Linked DNA regions of Homo sapiens: region 1 is linked to region 2. Evidence: chromatin loops called from intact Hi-C (ENCODE). Cell type or tissue: body of pancreas. All regions are shown on one strand. Each heading gives the region's core, and the rest is flanking DNA. Links, peaks and the distances in the headings are about the cores only.

Region 1 (4,380 bases), core at 116-4,115, 57 kb after region 2:
CGATCACACAGAAGCAAATGCTCGCCCTCTGGGGCGGAAGCCACCTGTTTTTCTGCCTCCCATCCTCTGAATATGGCATCTGGGTGGGGCAGGCAGAGTGGCTCCCATAGAAGGAGGGGGATGCGTGGGTCCCTGGGCTTCTCCTCCAGGTCTCCCTCTGCCTGGGAAGAGCCAGCAGGCTTGAATGCTCCGCTCCTTTCACAGATGATGTGGCTTTAAGGAAACATGCTCTGAGGCCTTGAAGTGCTGCGCACTGTGCCGGGCACCAGGCCTCCATGATGAGCGGAACACAGCCACTCCTGGGGAAGGGCACAAGCAGCAGTCACACGTCGCACTGAAGTGGCTGGATGGACGCCAGAGAGTCCAGAGGCAGGTGAGGGGGTGTCCCCCAGACCATGAGCTCCAGAGAACAGGGCCAGGTCCTGCTCAACTGAGCATCCCTAAAACTCAGGAACAGGTCTTCTGACTCTCAGAGCAGCCCTGCGAGGCAGCTGTCATTGGGAGTCTCATTGCCCAAGAGAGAAGGGCCTGGCCCAGGTACCCAGCAAACTGGATGCTCAGCCAAGGCCGGAGCCTTCTGCATGGGAGCCTTCCTTCCTTCCTTCCTGCTCTCTCTCTCTCACTTTTTTTTTTTTTTAGACGGAGTCTCGCTCTGTCGCCCAAGCCAGAATGCAATGGGATGATCTTGGCTCACTGCAACTCCCGCTTCCTGGGTTCAAGAGGTTCCCCTGCCTCAGCCTCCCGAGTAGCTGGGATTACAGGCACGTGCCACCACACCTGGCTGTTTTTTGTATTTTTAGTAGAGAGGGGGTTTCACCATGTTGGCCAGGCTGGTCTCAAACTCCTGACCTCAGATGATCCACCTGCCTCAGCCTCCCAAAGTGCTGGGATTACAGGTGTGAGCCGCTGCGCCTGGCCCTTCCTGCAAATTTCTGTTGCCTCTGAACATGCATGGGGCTGTCTGAAGCCTCCTCCCTCCTTCAGAGAGGCCACATGAGCCACTCCAAGCAACTGGGACTGAGAGGAAGGTTAAAATGCCCTTTGTCTGCTGGAAGATCCTTGGAGTGGGAGCTTTGCTATTAATGGGGAAATCAAATGCGTCTGCAGATGTCGTGGCTCCCGCAGTGCTGTGGCCCACTGCCTCTCAGTGGGAAAGCAAGGTTCTCATCTTCAGCCAAGCACAGGATGCAGAAAAGAGACAGAGAAGCCCTCAGTCTTGGCAGATCCGCAGGGGCTCTAAGAGGACATAATTTGCCTCTGATGCCTCAAATCTCCCTCACCTTGCTGAGCTGCTTCTAGGTTGCTGCCAGAGGATTCAGTCCCAGGTCAGATGCCTGCCTGGCATCCCTTAACCCCTGGCTTTTCCCCCGGAGCCTCTGCACTCAGCAATGCCCCCAACCACTACCACCCATGCACCGGCTCCCGGCCTCTGGGCAGCCTGTTAGTCTTTCCTGCCTGGCTGATTCTTGCCGCCACCTCCCCAGCCTGACCCTCACGCAGGGACACACCAGAGCAGCAGACCTACATAGAGCCGACACCTCTGGCCACCCTGTACTGGGCTCCACTGGCCCTTGTTTCTTTGTCCCTTGCTTCATTATGAAAGGGACGTGACATGCTGACAAAATTACACATGGTAAACAGACAGGAAACACAAAATGGAAGATGCTGGTGCACGCAGAAAGTCTTGGAGGAGGAGAGCCAGGTGTGTGGTTGAGAAGCCCCCGCTGCCTCAGAGGCTCCTGGCTCGCTCTGGGACCCAGGCGGTAATGAGGATGCCTAAGCAGGTCCCTGCAGCCTCCGGAGTCAACTTCCTGCTCATGGCCAAAAGCCCACAGCGCCCAGAACAGTACTTTCCATTGGGGCAAATGCCCAGGAGATGTTTGCTGAATGAATAAAGAACCAAGGCAAAGCTCAGCAGGACTGAAATGGGGTGGGCCCAAGCCAGCACCAAGGAGTAGAGGGGGACATTGCAGGGGCTGGTGACAATGACAGGCCACTCTCCCAGTTCCATGTAGAGCCAGGCGTCCGGGACTGTCAGGTGTTCCCGAGGGAAAATACTGGCTCCTGGAGCCCATGGCTGCCAAGCTGAGCTTCAAGCCGGCCTCACCCTCCCCAGGGTTTACTAGGAGGAAATGGCATCTCTAAGCGAATGGCCAGGGAGGGCCAGGGACTAGCTAGGGACAGAACCATGCTTGGCTGGCTGGGCTAAACACCAGAACCCCAAGAGCTTGGCACCTGCAGTAGCTTCCTGCTGCAGGACAGTCAGAGGAGCCAGCTGGAGGCACGGAAAGAAAGGGCAGTGGAGGCTGGGCACAGGAGCGTATGCTTACAGTCCCAGCACTTTGGGAGGGTGAGGCGGCAGAATCGCTGGAGCCCAGGAGTTTGAGACCAGCCTGGGCAACATGGCGAGACTCCCGTCTCCACACACATACAAACACACACACACACACACACAAATTTAAAAATTAGGGCTGGGCGTGGTGGCTCATGCCTGCAATCCCAGGGCTTTGGGAGGCTGAGGCAGGTGGAACACCTGAGGTCAAGAGTTCGAAACCAGCCTGGCCAACATGGTGAAACACTGTCTCTACTACAAATACAAAAAATTAGCTGGGTGTGGTGGCACACGCCTGTAATCCCAGCTACTTGGGAGGCTGAGGCAGGAGAATTGCTTGAACCTGGGAGGCAGGGGTTGCAGTGAGCTGAGATCGTGCCATTGTACTCCAACCTGGGCAACAAGAGTGAAACTCTATCTCAAAAAAAAAAAACAAAAAACAAAAAAAATTAGCCAGGCATGGTGACGTGTGGCTGTATTCCCAGCTACTTGGGCTGAAATGGGAGGATCGCCTGAGCCCAGGAGGCAGAGGTTGCAGTGAGCAGAGATGGCGCTACTGCACTCCTGCCCAGGCAGAGTGAGAACCAGTCTCACGAAAAAAAAAAAAAAAAACAAAAAGAAAGGGCAGCAGAGTGGACCGGAGCCTGGCTTGACAACGGGTTTGTAGTGATTTCTGAGCCCTCCTAGGCCTCAGGTGCTCCATGTACACTATAACAAGGTCCCTTCCAGCCGACACCCCTCCCAGAGCCTGCCCCCACCACCTAGCAGGAAGCACCACTCCAAGGTCAGCCCACCCAACCAGGGTCCTAAGAGAAGCACGAAAGAATTCTTAGCAAGTCTGATTGGAAAGGTTTCCATCAGCAAGTCCTTCACCATTTCCAAAATGCATCCCATCCCAACCCTGCTCTCTCTGCATCCCTGCCATGGTTGCAGAAACCTTCACAAAATCCAAATCAGACCTCGTCTCTGCTCACTTCACCCCGTCGCAGCTTCTTACGCTCCCCCCCATTTTTACAGACAAGGAAACTGAGTCCCAGAGGCCCGGTATGACCCGCCGGGGCTGCACAGCTAGCAAGTGTGCTGGCGAGGCTGGTCCCAGCCCCTTCTCCACGCCTGGCTCCAAGACATAGGACTTCAGAAAAGGGGACCCTGGGGAGGGCTGGAGGCAGTGGGGTCTGAAGGAACACTACGTTAGGACTTCCCATGCAAGCCTTGCCAGTGAGATCAACACCACTGTACCCATTTCACAGAAGAGGAAACTGAGGCTCACAGAGGCTAACTGACCTGCTCGAGGCAGGCAGAACAGGACTGGAAGCCAGGCAGCCTGTTTAAAGCGGGTGCCTGCCCCTCAGAGGCCTGTCGGGGAAGGGAACCCGCTGTGAAGGGGGCCAGCCAGAGCCTGGGCACCTGTGGAGAGGGACAGGGGTCAGAGGCAGTCCAGCACTGAGCTCCTTGAAACGGGCCTGTGAGTCCTCAGAGGTGCCAAAGGCTGGTGGGGCCAGATGAAGGCCAGTTCTGGCTGGTAAGGGACGTCCAAGTAGGGGTGGAGGAATTGTGGCCTCTGGATTGGGTGGGCATTTGTGGTTATCAGTGAGTCTGGGCCAGGATTCCCAGGAAACCCTAGGCACAGAGGGGAGCCCGAGAACAGGATGGCAACAGAAGTGTGGGGGCAGAAAAGGCCCACCATGCAGCCCCACGCCCTCCCAGTTTCTGAGTGGGGAACCTATGGTTCAGAGCAGTGAAACGGCAAGCCCAGGCCAATCAGTGGTGTGACTGGGGCTGGAGCCCCGCTGCACGGCTGCGAGTGGCCCGGTGCTCTTCCTGGCCTGAGTGGGCCCCACCTGAGTGCTGGGAAGTCAGAGGTGGACAAAGCCTCTGAGGCCTACCGGCTACTCTACCCCACCTAAGGCCTCCACCAGGCCCGCCAAGACCCAGTCTCCAAGACAGTCACAGCGAAGCCACGGCCTGACCTGGCCAGAAAGATCCCCGGTGACCTGGCTGGGGCATGTCCTTTGCACAGCACCCCATGTGCTGTACACTGTGCACTC
Region 2 (4,380 bases), core at 84-4,083:
GCACGTGTACTGGGCTTCCCAGCACTCCCGCCGCCTGGGCCCTGTCAGCCATCGCGGCATTTGATGTCCAGGTTGATCACAGTCCCATGCTGTATGCAATAAATAATTCTGTTTTCTGTGTGTTTGGGGCATGAGACAACAAACAGCGTATATGAGGCTATGAGCCTGTCTGTAAATAGTATTTACCTGCAGTGCAGCAATTTTGCTGCTTAGAGGGGAGGGGAACTGTTTAAAATATTTGACAATGTCGGGGGTGATCTGGGGGTGGGCAGGTGGACCCACCCCCCCCCCACCAGCCCCAGGCAGGAAATGCCAGCCACACAGCCTCATTTGAGGGCAAAGAGCAATTAGAAGGTTCTTGAGAGCTGGGCCAGAGGAGAATGCTGGGCACCCCATCAGAGCTTTGCCTGTTGTGGTGTCCTGAGACAGAGTCCACACAAAGGCCAGAAGTGGCTACTTCAGGTGACAGGAACCCAGAGCACCCTCGGGCCTGGGCATTGCCGTGCTGGCCCGTGCGGCCAGAGCCCATCTCTACCAGCGCCTTGGACAGAGGAGGCCCTGAGGCACGCTTCTATCCTGTGTGGCCCTGGTACGCCACCTCCTGAAGAGGAGGAAAGGGGCAAATAGAGCTGGCTTTGCGTTCCCTCTGACAGGCTCCCCTCATCAAGCTGAGATTTTAACTCTGGTAGATTCCTCATCAGTGATGAGCTCTGTACCCGACAGAGCAGACCCTTCCAGCAGAAGCCAGTTCAGCCCAAGGCTCCCGGCTCTGCCCCAGGAACCAAGGGTCAGGATGCACGGAGCTTTGCTGCCCGGCTCAGCCCATCCATCAGCAATATGTCCTCAAAGGCCGTGTGTGCAGAGGTGCTGGCGGAGGGAGTGAGCACCTGTGCAAGCAGGAGCAGGACGGAGGCACTGGATATGGTCAGACCGGACGCCTCTCATGCCCCTCAAGCCCTGAGACAGATTCTGGATTCTAGAAAGCAAAGAGAAAACCTTGAGGAGCTCCATGGGTGATAAGGGAGGCACTGCCTGAGCACCTGCTTTATACACAAGGCAGTCATGACTATGATGGCCATTTTACACATGAGGGGCCGCAGGGTCAGTGTGTGCAGTGTCCGTCTGGCCCAGTGCCACACCATGCCTTTCCTTGGTCTCGCTCTGTCACCCAGGCTGGAGTGCAGTGGTGTGATCTTGGCTCACTACAACCTCCGCCTCCTGGGTTCAAGCGATTCCCCTGCCTCAGCCTCCAGAGTAGCCGGGAGTGCTGGTGCATGCCACCATGCCTGGCTAATTTTTGTATTTTACCTCAGGACCTTTGCATTGCCACTCCCGATGCCCGGAGGCTCTTCCTCCCTCCTGCTTCTTCTTGAAGTTGGGTCTTGGCTCAAATGCCACCTCCTCAGAGAGGCCCACTTGACCACCCTAGCGAAAACAGGTCACACTGCCATGTGTCCCTTCCAAAATTTCCTGTGTGATGGTTGTCACTGATCATTTTCTGGTTCATACTATTCACACTGCTCCATTTTCTCTTAAGTTTTTAGGATACTAGTCTGAATCACAGAACAATACTGCTTTTCTTTTTTTCTTTTTTTTTTTTTTTTTTTTGTTGAGATGGAGTCTCGCTCTGTCGCCAGGCTGGAGTGCAGTGGCATGACCTCGGCTCACTGCAACCTCTGCCTCCCGGGTTCAAGCGATTCTCCTGCCTCAGCCTCCTGAGTAGCTGGGACTACAGGCGCCTGCCACCGCACCCAGCTAGTTTTTTGTATTTTTAGTAGAGATGGGGTTTCACATGTTGACCAGGATGGTCTCGATCTCTTGACCTCGTGGTCTGCCCTCCTCGGCCTCCCAAAGTGCTGGGATTACAGGCATGAACCACCATGCCCGGCTGAATAATACTGCTTTTCTAAGTTAGAAATGGTCACATGCAGTATTGGCAACTTTATATGGTCCAACTTGATATGACTTGGCTATAGTAGGGTGCACAGATGGAAAGTTTACAGCTTGAAGGTTCCCCTCTGTGCACACCTGTGGCAGCACCACATCCAAGCACAGGACACCTCCAGTTCTGAAAAGCTCCCTCGCGCCCTCACCTGGCTAAGCCTCTGCCGACTACACTGGCTTCTACCACCGTAGATCCGTTTTGCCTTTTGTGTCTGGTTTCAATGCATCGTAGGTCCACGACATCCTTCCACAGGTACCGGCCACTCATTCCTTTCCTTGCTGCAGGGGAGACCATTGCGTGACTAAGCCACGACGTGTGTGTCCACTGTCCCGCTGGCGAATGCTGGGGGTTTCAGGAGACAGGATGCAGTGGGGATGGGTGTTAGTTGGTGCTCCCAGGCACTTGTGTCTGTGGGGAGACCCAGGGTGGAACTGCTGCATCATAAGTGGCCCCCCACCTACGGAAATGCACCATTTCTCCCCAAGGAAACAATCCAGCCAATCCCAAATGGCAGGACTGCATGAGAGGTGGCCATCCAGGGGGTCCAGAGTACACTGACAATTAAAAAAAATGATCGGGGCTGGGCGCGGTGGCTCACGCCTATAATCCCAGCACTTTGGGAGGCCGAGGCGATCAGATCACCTGAGGTCAGGAGTTCGAGAGCAGCCTGGCCAACATGGTGACATCCTATCTCTACTAAAAATACAAAATATTAGCCGGGCGTGGTGGCAGACACCTGTAATCCCAGCTACTCAGGAGCTTGAGGCAAGAGAATCACTTGAAGCTGGGAGGTGGAGGTTGCAGTGAGCTGAGATTGCGCCACTGCACTCCAGCCTGGGCAACAAGAGCAAAACTCCGTCTCAAATATAAATAAATAAAAATAAAAATAAAAAATTATCATCAAGGTGGGCATGTAAGAAGATGCACGTGCTGTGAAAAACAGGCTAGAAGTTCCTCAGTGGGTCCAATGTGTGAGTTACCATATGACCTAACAATTCCACACCTAGGTATTTGCCCAAAAGCAATGAAAGCGTGTCTACACAAAAACTGTCCACAAGTGTTTACAGCAGCATTCTTCACAACAGCCCGAAGGTGAGAGCAACCCAAGTGTCCATTGCCTGATGGATAAACACAGCATCTCCATCCACACAGTGGAACACTGTTCAGCAGTAAAAATGACGAGTGCTGAGGCATGGCACTACGCAGCTGAACCTCAAAGACACAGTGCCGAGTGAGAGAAGCCGGACACCAATGGACAAATACCGTGATTCCATTTATAGGAAGTGTCCGGGAGAGGCAAATCCATAGAGACAGAGAGCGGCTTGGTGGCGATTAATGCTGGAGAGGAGTCGGGGGTGACAGCTCAGGGGTACAGGGGTCTCTCTGGGGAGTGACGAAAATGTTTTCATGATTGTGGTGATGCTTGCACAACTCTTTGGATAAACAAAAACTCACAGAATTGTGTGTATGGCTTGTGAATTGTATGTATGGGTGAATTGTATGTATGGCTTGTGAATTATATCTCAGTAAAGATGTTAAAATTATAATAGAAATGAAACCATAAAATTGGCCAGGTGGCAGGACTGTGTGCTCCAGGTTGAGAAGCGTGAATCTCGCCCCCTGATGAACAGGTACTGGTTCCAGCCCAGCCCTCTCACGACACCCGGCAGCCACCTGCCTGTTGCAGAGGGACTCAGGATCTCTCCAGCTCCCCTGGACCCGCCCACCATGGGGGCTACCCTTTTGTTCCCCATTCATCCCCAAATCCTGGACATTCTCCCCCTTACACATCTCTCATGTTCCCTCTTCCCACCTCACGCCTCTGTCCAGGGCCTAGCACCATCACCACTGCCCAGAACAACTCTGTAGGGGCCTCCCCACCCTGGGGGCCTCCTCACAGTAGGAGACCCTGTTTCCACCCTGCAGCCAAGGGGAACCTGTCACTTTCCTCCCATACTTCATTTGTTTCTTGGAACCTGAGTCCCTCACCAGGCCTGCCTGTTGCAAGGGACACTCGGGAGCCCTGGACCCTCTCCTGGGTCGGCCCACCACAGCCGTGGCACATGCTGTTCCCTTGGGCGGGAAGGCTCCTCACCCACCCCACTGCCTCACCTCCTGACACCTGCTCACACCCAGATCTGACTTCAAAACTCACCTCACCAGCGAGAATGATTCTGCAGAGCCTGAGGACGCAGATCGATCATGGCAGCGATGAGAGGAAAACATCCCGCCCTGTCCCCATCCTGCAGTGGCTTGTCCCAAGGGGTGGCGTGCCCCTGAGGGCAGGGCATGAAAACCATGCTCATAGCTGAGTGAGTCCCCTGCCTGTGTCATAGAAGGACTAACTCAATATTGTTGGATGGATGGATGGACGGATGGACGGATAGATGGATGGACGGATAGATGGATAGGGGTGTCCAGGTGGAGGGAATGGC

Evidence for each region. Hi-C counts contacts between places; a loop is a spot of excess contacts. Peaks named below come from ENCODE experiments on the same cell type or tissue, not always from the same donor. Only the 100,000 strongest peaks of a DNase experiment are listed, where the experiment ranks them.
Region 1: a loop joins it to region 2, with 2.3 times the contacts of the local background. A loop is called at or near these places in 65 of 110 quality-filtered maps.

What each region holds. Positions count from the first base shown.
Region 1 is chr17:17,555,756-17,560,135 of GRCh38, forward strand. The region is part of intron 2 of PEMT (phosphatidylethanolamine N-methyltransferase); the gene reads right to left. Among named protein-coding and RNA genes, the nearest start is that of PEMT, 34 kb to the right of the region's middle. In body of pancreas, for the core only: no CTCF peak of the experiment used is centred there; a DNase peak (open chromatin) is centred at 2,276; H3K27ac peaks cover 912 bases.
Region 2 is chr17:17,499,100-17,503,479 of GRCh38, forward strand. No RefSeq gene overlaps it. Among named protein-coding and RNA genes, the nearest start is that of RASD1, 4.9 kb to the left of the region's middle. RefSeq lists an enhancer at 4,273-4,380. In body of pancreas, for the core only: a CTCF peak has its summit at 2,065 (motif pointing left); a DNase peak (open chromatin) is centred at 2,092.